Regions from separate parts of the Mus musculus genome. Here region 2 is linked to region 1. A link is a loop called in an ENCODE intact Hi-C map of the cell type or tissue named here. Cell type or tissue: left cerebral cortex. All regions are shown on one strand. Links, peaks and the distances in the headings refer to the core of each region. The heading gives the core; the rest is flanking DNA. Region 1 holds the start of Cox16 (cytochrome c oxidase assembly protein 16). Region 2 holds the start of Gm20498 (predicted gene 20498).

What was found. Hi-C counts contacts between places; a loop is a spot of excess contacts. Peaks named below come from ENCODE experiments on the same cell type or tissue, not always from the same donor. Only the 100,000 strongest peaks of a DNase experiment are listed, where the experiment ranks them.
Region 2: it touches region 1 in a loop (2.4-fold over the local background); 11 of 42 quality-filtered maps call a loop at or near these places.

The regions. Positions count from the first base shown.
Region 1 is chr12:81,480,208-81,489,019 of GRCm38, forward strand. Gm20498 (predicted gene 20498) reads right to left here. Exons shown (of 6, transcript NM_001309848.1): 4 at 724-795. Cox16 (cytochrome c oxidase assembly protein 16) reads right to left here and starts at 4,930. Exons shown (of 4, transcript NM_001309809.2): 1 at 4,690-4,930; 2 at 724-795. The coding sequence starts at 4,758. In left cerebral cortex, for the core only: no CTCF peak of the experiment used is centred there; DNase peaks (open chromatin) are centred at 3,732, 4,710, 4,872 and 5,585; H3K4me3 peaks cover 1,920 bases; H3K27ac peaks cover 1,686 bases.
Region 2 is chr12:81,527,625-81,536,436 of GRCm38, forward strand. It overlaps Gm20498 (predicted gene 20498), which reads right to left and starts at 5,287. Exons shown (of 6, transcript NM_001309848.1): 1 at 5,092-5,287. The coding sequence starts at 5,155. It overlaps Synj2bp (synaptojanin 2 binding protein), which reads right to left and starts at 5,287. Exons shown (of 4, transcript NM_025292.7): 1 at 5,092-5,287. The coding sequence starts at 5,155. In left cerebral cortex, for the core only: no CTCF peak of the experiment used is centred there; a DNase peak (open chromatin) is centred at 5,295; H3K4me3 peaks cover 2,054 bases; H3K27ac peaks cover 716 bases.

The sequences.
Region 1 (8,812 bases), core at 336-8,335:
GAGAGTCCACTACCACAGTGAACAATACTTGTTCCAGCATATAATGGTACATTATATATTATTTAGAAAAGTCTTCAACTATCAGGTATGTGTTCCCTCTCCCCAAATTACAAGACATTTCTCAGTTAATAAACCAGACATCTTATGTAACAGACAGCACAAATTTAAGAGTGAAAGTGTAATTACAGAGGGTACAAATCCTAGCTCTGTCCGGTGTACACACATTACTATACGCAGGATAGTATAGCTGTCTGGACCTTTTTTTCCACACCTGTAAAATGGAGGTCCTAGTATACTCACTCCTACAATAATACAGATGCTATAAAAAAAGATAGGTGTCTTCATTTATAATAAAATATTTTATTTTAGTATCAATTACCAATGAGAAATGGCAATATACTTATAACATCACTGGCAGTTACAATAGAATAGCTCATTTATAATTAGAGAGGAAAACTGTGTTCTTAAATTCCATAAGAATCCAAAAACAACTACGTCTGAGAATATTTGGGGAGAGAAACAACAATGTTACAAGTAAATACAGAGACCTTTTCCTGAATGCTTCATATGATTCACTTGCACGGACTCACATTAGTGATACTCTAAACAAGAAAAGGTGCAAAGACCAGCTATTGGGTTTGCAAGACAAAACAGATTAAAATTGCTAAGTGAAATGAGCATGAAATTCTCCTACACAAGCCAAACACCAATTATAGTTCTTACCTTAATTGTCACAGCATCGTACCGGATTTGTGAAAATTCACGAAGACCAAAAGAACCTCCAACAACCAGCAACTGAAACAAAGGAAGGGAATAGCTACATGAACTAGAAGGTCAACTCTGACTAGCTACATTCAGTTAAACAATGCCTTAGACAGCATATAAACAACCTATAGATTATATTTCCTAGAAAATTATTACTCATTTTCTTAAAAGTAAATGTGGTGGGGGTTACCTTCAAATGCATTCTAGTGACACCTGAAACCTGAACAAATATTAAACCCTAAATACACTGTTTTCTTTCTATACATAAATACATATAGCAAAGTTTAATTTTCAAAATAGGCACAATAAGATTAGCAACAATAACTAGTAATAAAGTACAACAATGATAATATATTGCAATAAATGCCATTTGAATTACTTGCATCTGAAATAATCCATGAGATTTTTCTCTTTTTTTTTTTTTTTTTTTTTTTAAACAACAGACAAGATGCAGCAAGTGAAATGTCAGAAAGGGAGGCCACTATACTATCCTGGAAAAATTATAAGATTGTAACTGATGTCATAAATCAATACTACATATGTATTTGACTTTTCTTGTTTACTTTTTTTTTTTTTTTGAGACAGAGTGCGGTGATTTGAATAAGAATGGCCCCCAAGGGCTCATATATTTGAATGCTTAGTTATCAGAGATTCACAAGGTTTGAAAGGATTAGGAGGTGTGGCCTTGATGGAGAAGTATCACACTGGGGATGATCTTTGAGGTGTCAGAGCCTAGAAGGCTCTCTCTTCCTGCTGCCTGAAGGTCTAGAAGTCGAATTCTCCAATTATTTCCCCAGCAGCATGTTTGCCTGCATGCCACTGTGCTCCTCGCCATGAAGGCAATGGACTGAACCTCTGAAACTGTCAGCCAGCCCCAACTAAATGTTTGTCTTTGTAAGAGTTGCCATACATGGTCATGGTATCTCCTCACAGCAATAGAAACCAACTAAGGCACAGGGTCTCATTAACCAAGATGACCCTCAACTTGGTATGTGCCTTGAACTTCCGATTCCCCTGCTTCCAAACTCAAAAGGAAATAAAAACACACCCAACTAAATGATTGCCTACTGTTATATAGTTTGGAGTGGACCTGTCTCTACTTAAATCCCTTTAGAGATGTATGTAACCTTAGAAGGTAAACCAACAGAAATGCCATTTGTTAACTAACTGATCAAACCAAGTCAAAAAAAAAAAATGTCTATCCAATTAAGTTATTTTTTTAGTTTTGTTTGTTTGGTTGGTTTTGTCTTGTTTTGTTTTGTCTATAAATATTTCCTGCCGATGTAACAGGACAGAACTCTTGAAACCTCTTTGAGTTTTGAGTGCTGTTTGATTCATGAGTCTTCTTTGATCACACAGAATCAGTAAAATCTGTTTTGCTTGAAGTTTTAATTTTAAGATTTATTTAGTATTTGTGCATGCAACCATACATGCACGCTTACGTGTACATGTGCACGTATGTGTCTATTGATGTGCCAGTACATGCGGGTGACTGTGGAGATCAGAAGAGGACATCAGGTACCATGGAGCTAGAGTTACAAGCAGTCACGAGCAGCCAGATACAGCTGCTGGGAAACTCTAGTCCTCTGAAAGAGCAGCAAGTACTCTTAATCAGGGAACCACCTCTCTCCTCCCTTGAGTTTCTAATACTATAACTACATAGGGTACACCTGGGAATAAAACTCTGGCCTTGTCTGTGTAGAATTTCTTTCAACTTCATGACTTTACAAAATTGGACATTTGTAAACACTGCCTTTTATTTTCTTAACAAATTATAAAGGAGTCTTGCAGCATATGACCCATTTTTCTGTATGAAGAAACCCTTTCAGAGAGCTTCCAAACTGCTACTGCTATTTTACCCAAGAGTGAGCTGGCTATAATCCTCACATCAGAGATGAATAAGCTAAGCCAATTAGGAGCAAAAAGCTTGATATCCATATCACTACTTAAATAATTAAATAGAAAGAGTGTAAAAACATAAAATAGAAATTTAAAATTTGAGGTTCATAAAAGCAACAAAACTCCACTGTTGTAACTTTAAAACTTCTGACAAAAAGAAAATGAAAAAAAAAAAAAAAAAACTAGATAAACTCAGAAGGTAAGAAACGGGGAGAGCACCTGTGCTGCGTGTCCCTGCATGCGCACACGCTTGCACATGTACACAGGTTGAAGGGTGAAAAGTAAAACAAAACAAAAAAATCATCAAAAAAACAACATTAGATTTAGAGTCTCTGTTCACTAGATTAGTGGCTCAATTAGAGGAACTGCTCTGCTCTCTGAAAGGGTTTCTGCATCAGAAAAATGGGCCATATGCTTTTCTTCTAAGAACATTCTCTCCTCTTGTTTCCTCTCTTGCAATCTAGAGATTCACCTCTTAGGTTTTAGGGCCCTTCATTAACCACCATGATTTCTAGGTAAACAGCAGCCACAATAAAAATTTGTATTTAACAATTATACATATAAAATATTCTTAGCTACTTTTAAAAAAAATGCTATTTGGGATACATAAGACTAAATCAAAATGGCTGCTTTTATACATACATATAATATATAATTTTATATATATACACACATATATATAATTAACATGTAACAATTTTAATTTTTAAAAGTCATAAAACTGAAAGGGAGAAAGGAATCACAGGAGAAGTTGGCGGGGGAGAGGTAGGGATGAAAAGGGTGTAAACACAGTGCTTATCTATTAAATCTATATAGTAATTTTAAATAAAAAAGAATGCTATTTTGCACACATGTATGTGCATAAAGCAAACAGAAATGAACGACTAGCTAGCTGTGTGTGTGTGTGCACGCGCGCGCGCGCGCGCGCGTGTGTGTGTGTGTGTGTGCGCGCGCGCGCGTTATAAAACAGAAGAGGAGAAACCCAGAACTCAGAGGAGGATTTCTCAAATTGGGCATAGAAAGTGCTCTTTGCTTAACTTCTGGAAGGGCATCTGTAAAATAAATTAGGCTTAAGAGTTTTTTCTAGACAGAGTTCCAGAGTGTGCCTTCATAAGACTGATAGGACCATTTAAAAACTGACCAAGAAAGGAATTTCCATTTGTAAAGGAGCCTCTTTCCTGCTGGGTAGCCCCGAAAATAGGGCAGGGTGCTAAGTCTACATAGAAAGCCTAGCCCTGAGATTTTTTTTTTCTTTCCATAACATCTTGACTTTTATAATTTTGAAAGAAAATCAAATTGACTCCCATAGTGATAAATGGTAAGTCAGTAGCAACATCCGTGATTTTGAACGGCAGAGGAACTTGCAGAAATAAAAAAATTTATATATGCCTTGTAAATTGCTGTCATTTTATAAAAACGAACGCTTACCCCAAAACTCTTAAAGCAGATTGCAGAGTTCCCTAATTATCAAAACAAGATCCAGACACATCAAAGACGACTTAAAAAAACATATTACGTTTCTAAAATCAACCTTTCTTTTAGCAGTGCTTAAATACAAAAGGCACTTCACACGTGCCAAGAACCACACCAAGAAAAATGTCTTGTATTTTTAAAAGTTTTTGTTTATTTTCTTTTATATCGTAATATGCTAAAGCAAATTAACTTAACAATGATCAAACAACAAATTATGAACATAATTACTACAAATGAATGTAATTATTAAAGAAGACATTTGATTAGTCTTCTTGCAAAATCTCAACATTTAACCCAGGAAAGGTACTGTAAAACGGGGATAGTAACACGCGCGTTCACGAAGGGAAAGGAAACGGGGGGTGGGGGATGGCGGGACCCGAGGTACACTTTTGAGCGTGAACTTAAAAACAAAAACAAAAACCTCAAAGCTCCGGTGGCTCCCACAGACCCCCTAGTCAGCAGTATCCGAAAGACAGCACCAATACGCCACTCAGCCAAAGAGGGCCCGCCCCTTCCGGACTCGCAGCCCCTGCTCCCGTCACAGCCGCTCACCAACATGGGAACTCCATAGCGTAGAGTCTTGTTCTTACGCAGAGCTCGCAACACAGCGGGCGCAATCATGGCAGAAGGTGCGGCCTGCTTAGTCAGCCGCTTCCAGAGCGAGCCCAGCGCGGCCCGCAACACGTCTCAGGCGAAGTTGTAGACTCAGCGCAGGCTTTGGGTGCCAGGTCCACGCCTGATAAGCCTCCCCGAGGCAAACGGAAACGATTGGCCTTAACGCACTTCTGCTTCCTCCCTCCCCCGGAAGTCGAGGCTTCTGAGCTCTGGTTCCGTGACCTCAGGATACGCCGGGTGCAATTGGGTTTTTCGATTTGGAAAATCTGTAATTCGCATATTCTGGATCTTGACTTCTGCGACTCAAGAAACTCAGATAAAGGGCGGGGTTGGTTTTTAAGCTAATGCACAAGTAGCACCAGGTTAATGAACACATTTTAAGTCGTGGCTCATCAGTTGTAACTGAACTTTTTAAAATTTTTTATTATTTTATTTATTTACAATTCAAATGCTATCCCCCGTCCCGGTTTCTGCTCCGCAAACCCTCTATCCTACTCCTTACTCTCTGCTTCTTTGAGGGTGCTCCCCCACCGACTCCCACCTCACTGCCCTAGCATTCTCCTACACTGGAGCATCAGGCCTTCAGAGGACCAAGGGCCTCTCCTCCAATGGATACCAGATAAAGCCATCCTCTGCTACAAATGCACCTGGAGCCATAGGTCCCTCCACGCATACTCTTTGGTTGGTGGTTTAGTCCCTGGGAGCTCTGGGGAATCTGATTGGTTGTTCTACCTATGGGGTTGCAAATCCCTTCAGTTCCTTCAAGTCCTTCCCCAACTCCTCTATTGGGGTCCCTGTTCTCAGTCCGATGGTTGGATGTGAGCATCCACATCTGTATAGGTAAGGCTCTGACAGCCTCTCAGGAGACAGCTATATCAAGCTCCTTGCAACAAGCACTTCTTGGCATCGGCAATAGTGATGGCTGTATGGGTATTGATCAACAATAGGTTTGGTAGCTGCATATGGGATGGATCCCCAGGTAGGGCAGTCTCTGATGGCCTTTCCTTCAGTCTCTACTCCACTCTTTGTCCCTATATTTTCTTTAGACAAGAGCAATTTTGGATTAAAATTTTTGAGAAAAGTGGGTGGCCCCATCCCTCAACTGGGGGTCATGTCTAACCTCTGGATATGGTCTCTACAGGTTCTCCCTCCCCTTTGTTGGGTATTTCAGCTAATGTCATCCCCATTGGGTCCTGGGAACCTCTTGCTTTCCTGGTGTCTGGGACCTTCTGTTGGCTACCTCCTGTTCATCTCCCATTGCAACACACCTTTCTGTTCAGTTCCCTGATCCTGGCTCTGTACATCTCCCCTGTTTCTTCCCACCTGACCCTGCCCCCCCTTTTTTTCTTCTCCCCTTCCTTTATTCCTCCCAACCTTCCCACCCTCTATCTCCCATGATTATTTTGTTCCCTCTTCTAAGTAGGACTGAAGCATCACACTTTGGTCTTCCTTCTTCTTGAGCTTCATATGGTCTGTATAAGTTGTATCATGAATATTCCAAGCTTTTTTTCCTAATATCCACTTATCAGTGAGTGTATACCATGTGTGTTCTTTTGTGACTGGATTACCTCACTCAAGATGATATAGTCTAGGTTTTTTTTTTTTTTTTTTTTTTTGCCTGCGAATTTCATGAAGTCCTATACTTAATGAATGAACACTTGTTTTTCATTGTTTGTGTGCCTCTGGATGAGTCAAGAAACACAGAAACAAAAAAGAAGAAACAGGTCATCTAATAGGGACACAAACTAGAAAGTATGATAGTTTGGATGAACAAAACACCTGCCTTGTCTTTTCCAGGAAGAGACAGAGAAAACCTTTGCCTCTGCCTCTGTCTCTCTGATGCCACTGAAATGCTTTGGGAGTAGCCTCACAAGTAACCACAGGAGAAGCTACGTATCTCCTTAAGCTTAGGATAACATCTATGTCAGGGGGAAAGAGGGCATAAAGGCAAAGGGGAGACTGAATGATCTTAATCTCACACAGCACTGGAAAGACAGGTTTATACATAATTAAAAGATCCTCTCTGTCTCTACAATTTTCAGAGCAAGTTTAAAATTATTTGTTAGAAGACTACAGTGTGGTGCTGTTTTGTTGTGGTGGTGTTTTTGTTTAGTTGGTTGGTTTTGCCACTTTTCATTCCATACTAATATTCCTTACTGAATATGCCATGAATTTACACACCTCCAATTTACACACTCCCATAGTACTTGAAGTCCACTGTACTCTATAGGCAACATAAATTATTCCCTCTTCAGAGCTCCATAGCCTTTGACTTATAACTTGGCACACTGTGTATTGTGTTAGTGTATAAAAGTGTCACTATTGTTAGTAGCATACAAACAAGTAAACAGGAGGATAGCTACAGTATTTCAGAGTTTGAATATTAATATTGGGGGAAAGACGTAATTTGCATTAAATCAAAGGAAACGTTGATGTGTCCACGACAACATTTCTTAAAGCAAGACTTTTTGTCAATCCCTTCCCTCCCCTGTGTCTTCACTTGACTGTAGATTAGAGATCTGCAAATGTGTGAATCAAGTAGTATAAGGGTGAGCAGTTTTAAACTGAGAGGTTAAACAACACAGTTAGAAGTATTAGAAGAAAATTTTGTAGATATACTAAAATTACTTTGGATCAGAATTTAGGATTGACAGGATAGGTCTCTAATAACAGGGGTGCTATAAATTATGAAGGGTGTCTCCTTCAAAGCTGGTGTTTATCGTTCTTGGTTGACTGTGCTGATCTGCCTGCTTCAGGAGCACTAGGATTACAGGTGTATGCCATTATACCTAGCCTTGGATTGACATCTTTCTGTTGTTTTGAAAAATCTTCTCTGTACAAAGATGAAACCATAAGGGACTACAAGATTTATTAAAATAGTGTGAAGTGTATAGCACTTACACAGCATCAACTTTCACCTTAAATTCATTTCCTATGACATTTCAAAACTCATCCAGTGTCCATATTACTTAAGTGTGTTCTCACTTCAACAGATATTACAAATCAAGGGGCCTGGCTCCAAAACTCTGGGCATTTTCTGACCTCCTCACTACATAGAAGACCATCGTCGTTCTGAGTCATATTCCATCAAAGCCCTGCACCCAGCTAGTGATTTATAATGGGATTAATCATACACATATAGTCTAGATAGTGCTATTATCAGTAATATGCTATCCTTTTCATATAAGTATATATCCACATTAGTGAAAGGTAACAAGCTTATCCAAGGTTATACTCTGTCAAGTAGTACAGATATTCCTTCCTGTAGAATTGACTATTATCTAATTGATAGTGGCTTCTATGGATATTTCATGGATCCTCTTAAATTGTAAACCTTAAGCTTGTCTTTAGTCCTTGTGGGAAACATTATGTTAGAGCCTTAAGTCCTTGAATGAGAAGCAACCCCATAGATTCAAATGTTTGAATATGTGGTTCCCAGTTGGTAGAACTGTTTGAGGAGGAATAGAAGGTATGGACTTGTCAGAGGAGGTGTGTCACTAGGAATGGGTTTTAAGGTTTCAAAACCCAATGCCAGTCTCACTCTTGCCCTTCCTCCTCCCGACCTCTCTCCTTTCCCCTCCCCTCCCAAGATATATCTTCTGCTGTGGATCAAAGGTAAGCTCTCTGCTACTGCTCCAGTGTTATACATGCTTGTCTGCTGCCATTAAACTTTGTTTTATATGTTATCTAGATCATGGTGTTTTGTCACGGCAATATAAAAGTAGCTAAGACAAACAATTCTTTTCCACATTAATACCTCTGTCTCAGTGCTGTGTGTGTGTGTGTGTGTGTGTGTGTGTGTGTGTGTGTGTGTGTCCTTCACCATTCAGGTTGTCAGACTTAGTGGCAAGAACCATTACCCCAAGTCATCTTGCTGTTCTGTACTAGTGACTGTCAAACATTAGTGTGTCTCTGAATCCTATAGAGAATACTAAAAATCTATTCTAGGCCCTATCGCCAGTTTCTGATTGCGCAGGTGATGGATGAAACCTAAAATATATTTCCTAACAAGCTTCCAGGTCATACTGAAACTGAGGTTCTAGGGACAACACTGAAGAAC
Region 2 (8,812 bases), core at 362-8,361, 47 kb after region 1:
AGTTCTATAAGGTCATCACTCAGGAGGCAGAGGCAAGCGGATTTCTGAGTTCAAGGTCAGCCTGGTCTACAAAGTGAGTTCCAGGACAGCCAGGGCTACACAGAGAAACCCTGTCTTGAAAAACCAAAAAAAAAAAAAGAATTCTATAAGATCTAAATAAGCCTATGTGACTATAAACAGATACTCATTTAGCCTAAACAAAACATAAAAAATGAGTATAAAATATATATTAGTACACTTCCAGAAAGATACTTCCTTAATTACTCTTTATGAAAGCATTGTGCTAACTATCCCTTCCTTTAAAGGGCCTCTACAGACAATAAAGATATGGGTATTTCTTCTTTCCTCTCTGAAGATGGCAGATTGCTAAAACCCATTGAGCCCTTATATTTGGATACTGGAACCCTAAGAATACTCAGTTGTTCAATCTCTGGTACAGAGAATAAAAGCTAAATTGGTCTTGTCATAGTGTTCAGAATAGTGAGTCTTCACAACTTTAAGATCTCTAAATCTGATATGAGACAAAGTGAGACCCTCCAAGTCTTGTTCTAGAGGATAAAAAATGGACCATTAGATTACCAGCTAATCAAAAATTGTCAAAAACCTGGGGACCAGAGAGATAGCTCAGCAGTTAAGGGCATTTGCTGCCCTTGCGCAGGACTGGGTTCATTTCCCAGTACCCACCTTATGGCTCACAACCAGTTCCGGGGTCCTTAGCAGTCTTCTGGCTTCTGTAAATACCAGGTACACATATTACACATTCAAATGCAGACAAAACACTCATATGGATAATTTTTTTAAATCCTTTTTTAATGATAGAAATTATTTAAAATAACATAAGTAATGAGCCCAAGAACAAAAGCAAAACAGTCTTCTGAAATCAAAGGCCGCCGAGATTTTCCTTACTAGGGCGAGGAAGCAAGCACAGGGCAAAGGCCAAGCTACATACCATTTCCTTTTCACCCCTTAGTCACTCATTTCATTGTTGTGACTTTCCTATGATTGTGGGCTTATTTGTTTTCAGTTCATTTGCCTTACTAAACTGTAAATATCCAAGATTCTTGTCTGATACAATACTGGCACAGATAGTAATCATACACACATTCACCCCGTCAAACCAGACAGTGCTGCTTGCAAACAGTATTGTACACTCCGAATCAGAGGCTTCTTATATTGCTCCTTTAGAAAGAAAGACTCCTATGACACTATCAAAATTACCTAGAAGTTGTCAGTGGTAATTCCTGACTTATTCCCTGTGTCTCTCCATGACATCTCCATGAAGATTCTGAGACCAACGGTGCCACAGACCAGGAATGAGGAAGTGATAAGCAGGAACTTGAAACCTTTCCTTGTTTACTGAACCAACAAACTTCCAACGATTTTTTTTTTTTTACCAAATTTAATCCTAAATTTGTAATTACTTTTTCCCAGCAAGTTCAATGATTTACATCACTGTAATGGTTAATCTTAGTTTTCAGTTTGACTGGATCTGGAATCAACTAAGAGATTAGCCATGAACAAAATATAAAGGATTTTCTTGATGAGGTTATCTGAAATGGAAAGACTCACCCTAAATTGTAGACAGTACTTTCCAGTGTCAACCAGATAGGCAGTTCAAGGGAAAAAGCTTGCTTTTTAAAGCTGTACTTCCTTCACACTTCCCTGATGAGTTTAATCACCCTGTTAGTGAGTGCGTAAGTCTACCCTGTTGCTGCTGCTCCTGCTGTTGCCACATTTCTGCCCTGCTATCAGAACCATTCATCACTGGGATTCCAATATGGACTAAAGGCCAGTAACTCTCAAGGCATCCTCCAGATTGTCAGCACCAAGTTGGGTCTGCTGAGCAGCTACCAGGCTCTCAGCCTTCACTGTGCAAATAGCCATTGCTGGACTTCTCAGACTTTATCATGTAAGCTAATCTAACAAATTCCCTTTTGATACAGATATTCATTCTATTGACTTAATTCCTCTAGAGAATCCTGACTAATGACAATGACTAATATTTTAAAATATTTTATAAAAAGTCCAGAAACCACTCAATGGAACTTTATTTTTAAACAAATAACTATACAATTCAAAAATAAACCCTTTTGTGTAAAAATATGTTAACTAGCTATAAGTATTCCTCTTATTTAGTCTTTTGAAGCTTTTCCCTGCTCTAATCTTTGAAGGAAAATACTAAGACTAGAAACTTTAGATCTGTAAGTTCAATGCTTAGAAATTAGACAATGCCTATTCAAATGCCCAAAAGTTTAAACAATGATATTATGTCAAATTTTATGCTTAAAGCAAGAATAATATCAGAAGTCTGCTCTTGTCAGAAGACCTGGTAATACTGTGATTAATATCAGAAGTCTGCTCTTGTCAGAAGACCTGGTAATACTGTGATACCACAGCTAAGACTCTATATCCAAGTATATTGGGTTCTTGCTATGTGGCAAGAAGACAATCTCAAACATCACAAAAAGTAGTATCATGGTAGGTTATTTAGGTTAAAGAACTAGATGCCTTAATGCATTTGCAAAGGGAATCAGAAATGTGTATCTCATTGATCCTATGGGTTCATTAGCAAAAGGTTAAAAAACACATTAAAAAAAAACAGACTTTTATTTACAGATCTGAGACTGCTGGGTGAGATAACTCAGCGGGTAGGAAGTATTTGCCATTAAGTCTGACAACCTGAGTTCAATCCCTGGAACCCACATGATAGGAGGAGAAAACTGACTCCTGAAAGTTGTCCTCTGACCTCTACGGGCCCCTTCCCCAACAAACAAACAAACAAAAACACATAGACACACAAATGTAATAAAAATCCATCTCTACTACGTTAATCTCAAAGTTGGATTGAAGAATTAAATAAAATAAGAAAATTAGATTCAAGAAACTTGGGCATATTGAAAAGCCTTGGGCAAAAGTTTCTGAGTTTAGTTTAGGTTTCTACTGCTATGAAAAAAAACACCATGATACAAGCATGAAGGGATGAAAGGAGTTACTGAATCCTAAACAGACCATCATGAAGAGAAGTCAACACAGGCCTGGAGACACAAACTGAAACCGCACTACTTATTGGCTTGCTCCTAATGACTTACTCAGCCTGCTTTCGTACAATCCAGGACCACCTACCTGCCCCATGGTAGCACTGCCCACAGTGAGCTGGGCTCTCCCATCTCCATCATCAACTTAAGAAACGGCCAACAGGGGGCTGGTGAGATGGCTCAGTGGGTAAGAGCACCCGACTGCTCTTCCGAAGGTCAGGAGTTCAAATCCCAGCAACCACATGGTGGCTCACAACCATCCGTAACGAGATCTGGCGCCCTCTTCTGGAGTGTCTGAAGACAGCTTCAGTGTACTTACATATAATAAATAAATCTTTTTTTTTTTTTTTTTTTTTGGTTTTTCAAGACAGGGTTTCTCTGTGTAGCCCTGGCTGTCCTGGAACTCACTCTGTAGACCAGGCTGGCCTCGAACTCAGAAATCCGCCTACCTCTGCCTCCCGAGTGCTGGGATTAAAGGCGTGCGCCACCACGCCCGGCCATAAATAAATCTTTAAAAAAAGAAATGGCCAACAGGAGTGCCTACAAGCAATCTGATGGGGGCGTTTTTTCTCAACTAAGGGTCTTCCCAGATTAACTCTAGCTTCTGTCAAGTTACCTCAGCACCCCCAAAGAACTACCCAGAGCAAAGCTTCTGTATAAACCACAAAGATTAGCAGAGAGTTATTCCCATAAATATGATCAACTTCCAATTTTCTCATAACAGGAAGACAAAATATATGATTAGTTCTGAAAGCTGTGCTTTACACAGAATAGTCAGCAGTGATTAAGCTATTGCAAACTTATAGATAAGGAAAGTTAACAGACTATGCTAAGTAGTGGCCATCAGAATAGAAATTCACAGTAACCAATGATTTATTCAACTCTTGGAATACAGTATCTAACAGAACTTACTGGAGTCAGTTTAGCCATTCACTCACTAATGACAACAGTAACAAATACACACTGCTTACCATATATCAAGACATTGTCCTAAATATTTTCCAGAGAGCAAGTGGCTTCATCCTAACACTATATGTGAAACGCTTCATTTCATAACTGTCTCCATGTTACAGAAAAGAAACTACAAGAATCCATCAGTTAAGTTATTCTGCCAATACATTAAAACAAGCCAAAAAAAAAAAAGCAACAACAACAAAAAACTGGTAAGATGTTAGATTTAAAACAAAAAACAAAAACAAAAAATCTTGGCTCTAAGTGGTGAACCCTAAACCTAAAATGTTAAGGCCATAAAGAAAACTGCAAAGCCTAAGGAAGGCAGTGACACGATGTAGTAATCCAGCTATGAGCATCCATGAGGAAGACCACACAGCAACGCTAAATGGGAATTTTCCTGTCAGAATCACATGAAGTGTTTGTTTCAAGAATTGTTTGATCCACACTGAATCCAAATTTCTAAAGGTGAGACTAGAAAACAACATTTTCATTTCAATATTTTGCTAAAAAGTAAAAACGAAAACGCCCAAGTAATGGTGGTCAAGTGTGGCCAGGTCTGAAAACTTCTGTAAAAGGTCTCCGCCCGCTTTAGCATTCCAGTTGATATGGTAAATTGATTCCGCAAAAATGCAGGCAGGGACCCTAGCACCGGAGAAACTGTGAGACACTCAGAAACACACACACACACACACACACACACACACACACACACACACACACACACACCGCCGTTCGCTGCTCCTGTTTTTACCTGAACGGGCCCTCGGCGAAGAAACAAGGATGGAGCAAGCAACTGAATAACGGATACGGCGGCTCCCACACGCTGGCTAAACAGCGGGCTTTTTCCTGGTCTTGGCTATTGCCACCAACAGCAAGAAACCCGTCCTGGCCATAAACGCCTGTGGTAATCCGACTGGATTATGGGGCAGAGTCCTTGGGTCCGTTATCTAGCTAACAAAAGATGCCAATGGACTCTTTGCTCCGTGCCCGATAGCGTTCTGGGAAGCCGCTCGGTCGGGGCCTGCCTGCTCTCCAGCCAGGTAAACCCGGCTCCGCCAAAGCAAGGGACGCAGCAATTACTCCCTCCATGTCCCGCGCCTACCCGAAGGTCCTCTCGTCAGGTTGATCTCTTCCTCCGTGACTAAATAATCCACCCGTCCGTTCATATCTGACTGCTCTCCGGCCGGAAACCCCGGGTCAGCGGGTGGCCAGAGCAGGTGAAGGTGAATCAAGCTCCGCGCTGCCTCCCCAGCATAGCTTTTACAGTTTCCTCAGCGGTCAGACCGGAAAAGGAAACCGCGGGCACTGGGAACGTGGAGGATGCTGGGAGTGGTGGTTCTCTGAGCCCACCAGCGTTTTCCGGTACCTCGCACTGTTCTCAAGGCCGATCCTGAGGAGCCATGAGCAAAGAGAGGTATAATGCTCGCTTACACTGGAAGAGCATGGGGAAGGAGAGAGGGTAATAATGGTATGAGATAGAATTACATTGATACGTTTGACATTTTAAATAAAAATCTCAAAATATCTACAAATGTGTGTGTGTGTGTGTGTGTGTGTGTGTGTGTGTGTGTGTGTGTGTGAGAGAGATCTTTTATGAGCCTCAAACCACTCTATGAAAGGCATCATAGGCAAAGTACTAATGAGATTGCATACTTGGGTGGGAAATTGTAACCTTTTGTGCAATACAGATGAAATCCAATGTGATGCCCCATGTAAGAAAACTTGGTAACACTGCTTCAAGTTCCTTCGTTAGCAGTCCCCGTGTTAGTTAATAAAATGTATCCAAATAAAAAAATGAAACCTCCCCCCATCTCTCCTTCTCCCCCTCCCCTCCTCCTCCTCCCCACTCCCTTTCCCTCCCCCTCCCCTTCCCCCTCCCCCTCCCCCCCCTCTCTCTCTCTCTCTCTCTCTCATCAAGCAAGTGTTCACTGCTTAAAGCAAGGCACCTGGGCTGACACACATGACAGGAAGTGAGGATTTCCCTGATATTTACATCTGAGAGCATTGTTTTCCAGGGCCTTATGCACAAGATTTCTTAACTTAGACCTGACAAGACTCTTACTTAACTTTTAAATAGATGTATATATCCCTGGCTTGCATTTAATAATAGGCCTATCTAACTTAAGAAATGTGTACACATATACAGAGGAAAGATAATCATAGGCTTGTTCAAGAAAAATCCTCCAAGCAAAAGGAGGTGAAATGTCCTTTTCACAAAATGATTGCAAGACTTAAGATGTGACTTTCCAGCCCATCTTGACTTTTAAGATCGGACATTCCAAACAGAGGTGAAGAAACTTTCAGGTATCAAAACTACAAAGGCCTTAAGGACCAGGAAGGTGACCATAAATATGTATGGTGACTCAAGGGACTCCTGTGGTGTTAAGAGAATCAAAGACTGCATAATCAGACTATGGTATTCAAAGTTATGGCTAAAAGCCAAGCCAGCAACTCAGGTTTATTAAAACAAGTCAGAGGTGGATTCTATAGGAATGAGACAGGACAAGAAGGCAGGGAACCTGAGGCATGAGGGGAGAAGGATCCTGTCATCTCCAGGTCTGATTAAAATCTCTTGCCGGGCTGCTGAGATAGCTCAGCAGGTAAGAGCACTGACGGCTCTTCCAAAGGTCATGAGTTCAAATCCCAGCAACCATATGGTGGCTCACAACCATCTGTAACAAGATCTGATACCCTTTTCTGGAGTGTCTGAAGTCAGCTACAGTGTACTTACATATTAAGAAAGAAAAGGTAGGAAGGAAGGAAGGAAGGAAGGAAGGAAGGAAGGAAGGAAGGAAGGAAGGAAGGAAAAAATTACCCATTTAAAAAAAAAAAAAAACTCTTGCCAACTGAGCAAGCATTCTAGCACATTGAGCAGCATTTGCTGTAAAGGCTGCTGACATAGACTTAATATTTCTTCCCTGCATAGATAATGTATATAAAATTGTCAATGTCCTAAGCCTAAAACCTCAATGTGTATGGCTCTAGGTGGACAGGAACTTCATTCCTTTCTCTAGAAATTGCCTGAGAATCTTAAACCACGTGTAACATGTCCTACCTTCCTTTATTTGTAGAACTACACCTCAACTCTGTCAACTGTACCTGTCAGGTGCCCCTCCACAACCATCTACTAGTAAGACAGTGACTTCAAACTCCACGTAAACCTCATAGATAACTACTTTAAAAGCAATGAACACATAGCCATGCTTTTTATTGTCCCTTACTATCTTTTGAGTGCTTTGTTTTCTAATCCTCATCTGTGATGTTTTATGCTTGGCCTAGGGAGTGGCACTATTATGAGGTGTGGCTTTGTTATAAGAAGTGTGTCACTGTGGGGGTGGACTTTGAGAGACTGGGATTGCACTGAATCTGTACATTGCCTTTGATAGAATTATCATTTTCACAATATTCTACCAATTCATGAGTATGGATAGTTTTTCTGTTTTCTAGTAGCTCCCTGAATTCCTTCCTTCAGAGATTTAAAGTTTTCCTTCTACTTCCTTGGTTAGATTTAGTTGTAGGGTTGTTGTTGTTGTTGCTGCTGCTGCTGCTGCTGCTGCTGTTGTTGTTGTTTTACTTTTATTCACTTTACAGCCTGATCACTGCCCCCATTTCTGGTTACCCTCTCCCATAGTCCTTCCCCAATGCCCCCTCTCCTTCTCCTCTGAGAGGGTGGAGGCCCCCCTGGTTATCCTTCCACCCTGGCACATCAAGTCTTTGCAGGGCTAGGTGCATCCTCTCCCACTGAAGCCAGACAAGACAGCCCAGCTAGAAGAATATATCCCACAGACAGGCAACAGCTTTTAGGATAGCATCCATTCCAGTTGAAGACCAAGCTGCACATCTGTTCCATATGTGCAAGGGGACCTAAGTCCAGCCCATGTATGCTCTTTGGTTGGTGGTTCAGTCTCTGAGAGCTTGGGTCTGTTGACACTTTTGGCCTTCCTATGGAGTTCCATCCCCTTTGGAGCCCACAAGCCTTCCCTCAACTCTTCCATAAGAGTCCTCAAGCTCTATTCACTGTTTGGCTGAAGGTCTCTGCAATCATCTGAGTCAGCTACTGGGTGGAGCCTCTTAGAGAACATCCATGCTAGACTCATGTTTGCAAGCATGACAGAGTATCGCTAATAGTATCAAGGATTGGTGCTTGCCCATGAGATGGGTCTCTAGTTGGGCCACTTATTGCTTGGTCATTCTGTAGTCTCTGCTTCATCTCCAGTCCCTGCGTTTCTTGTAGGCAGGTTAAATTTTGGGTCAAAGGTTTTGTGGCTGGGTTGGTGTCTCTATCACTCCACTGGGGTTCTTGCCTGGCTACAGGAGGTGGTCTCTTCAGGTTCCATATATCAAATGCTGTGAGCTAAGGTCATCCCCATTGATTCTTAAACAAGTCTACCCCAGGTCTCTAGCATGTCCACAAGTTCCCCCACATACACCTTCCCACCCTCATCAGTTGCAGATTTGCATTGGTTCTCGTGATGATCTGGCCATCTCTCCTGCCTGTCCCCACACTCAATCCTGAACCTCCCATCCCCTTCCCCATCCCCTCACCCACACAGTTCCCTCCCTCCATCTGCCTCCTATGACTGTTTTATTTCCCCTTCTAAGTGAAATTCAAGCATCCTCACTCATCCACTAGAAAGTAGGGTTTGTTCAATATACAAAAATCCATCAACATTATCCAACAATATAAACAAACTGAAAGAAAAGAAATCATATGATTTCTGTGAATATGCTTGACCCAGGGAGAGGCTTTATTAGAAGGTGTGGCCTTGTCAGAGAAGTGTGTCACTGTTGGGGTGGGCAATGAAACCACGCTAACCACATTT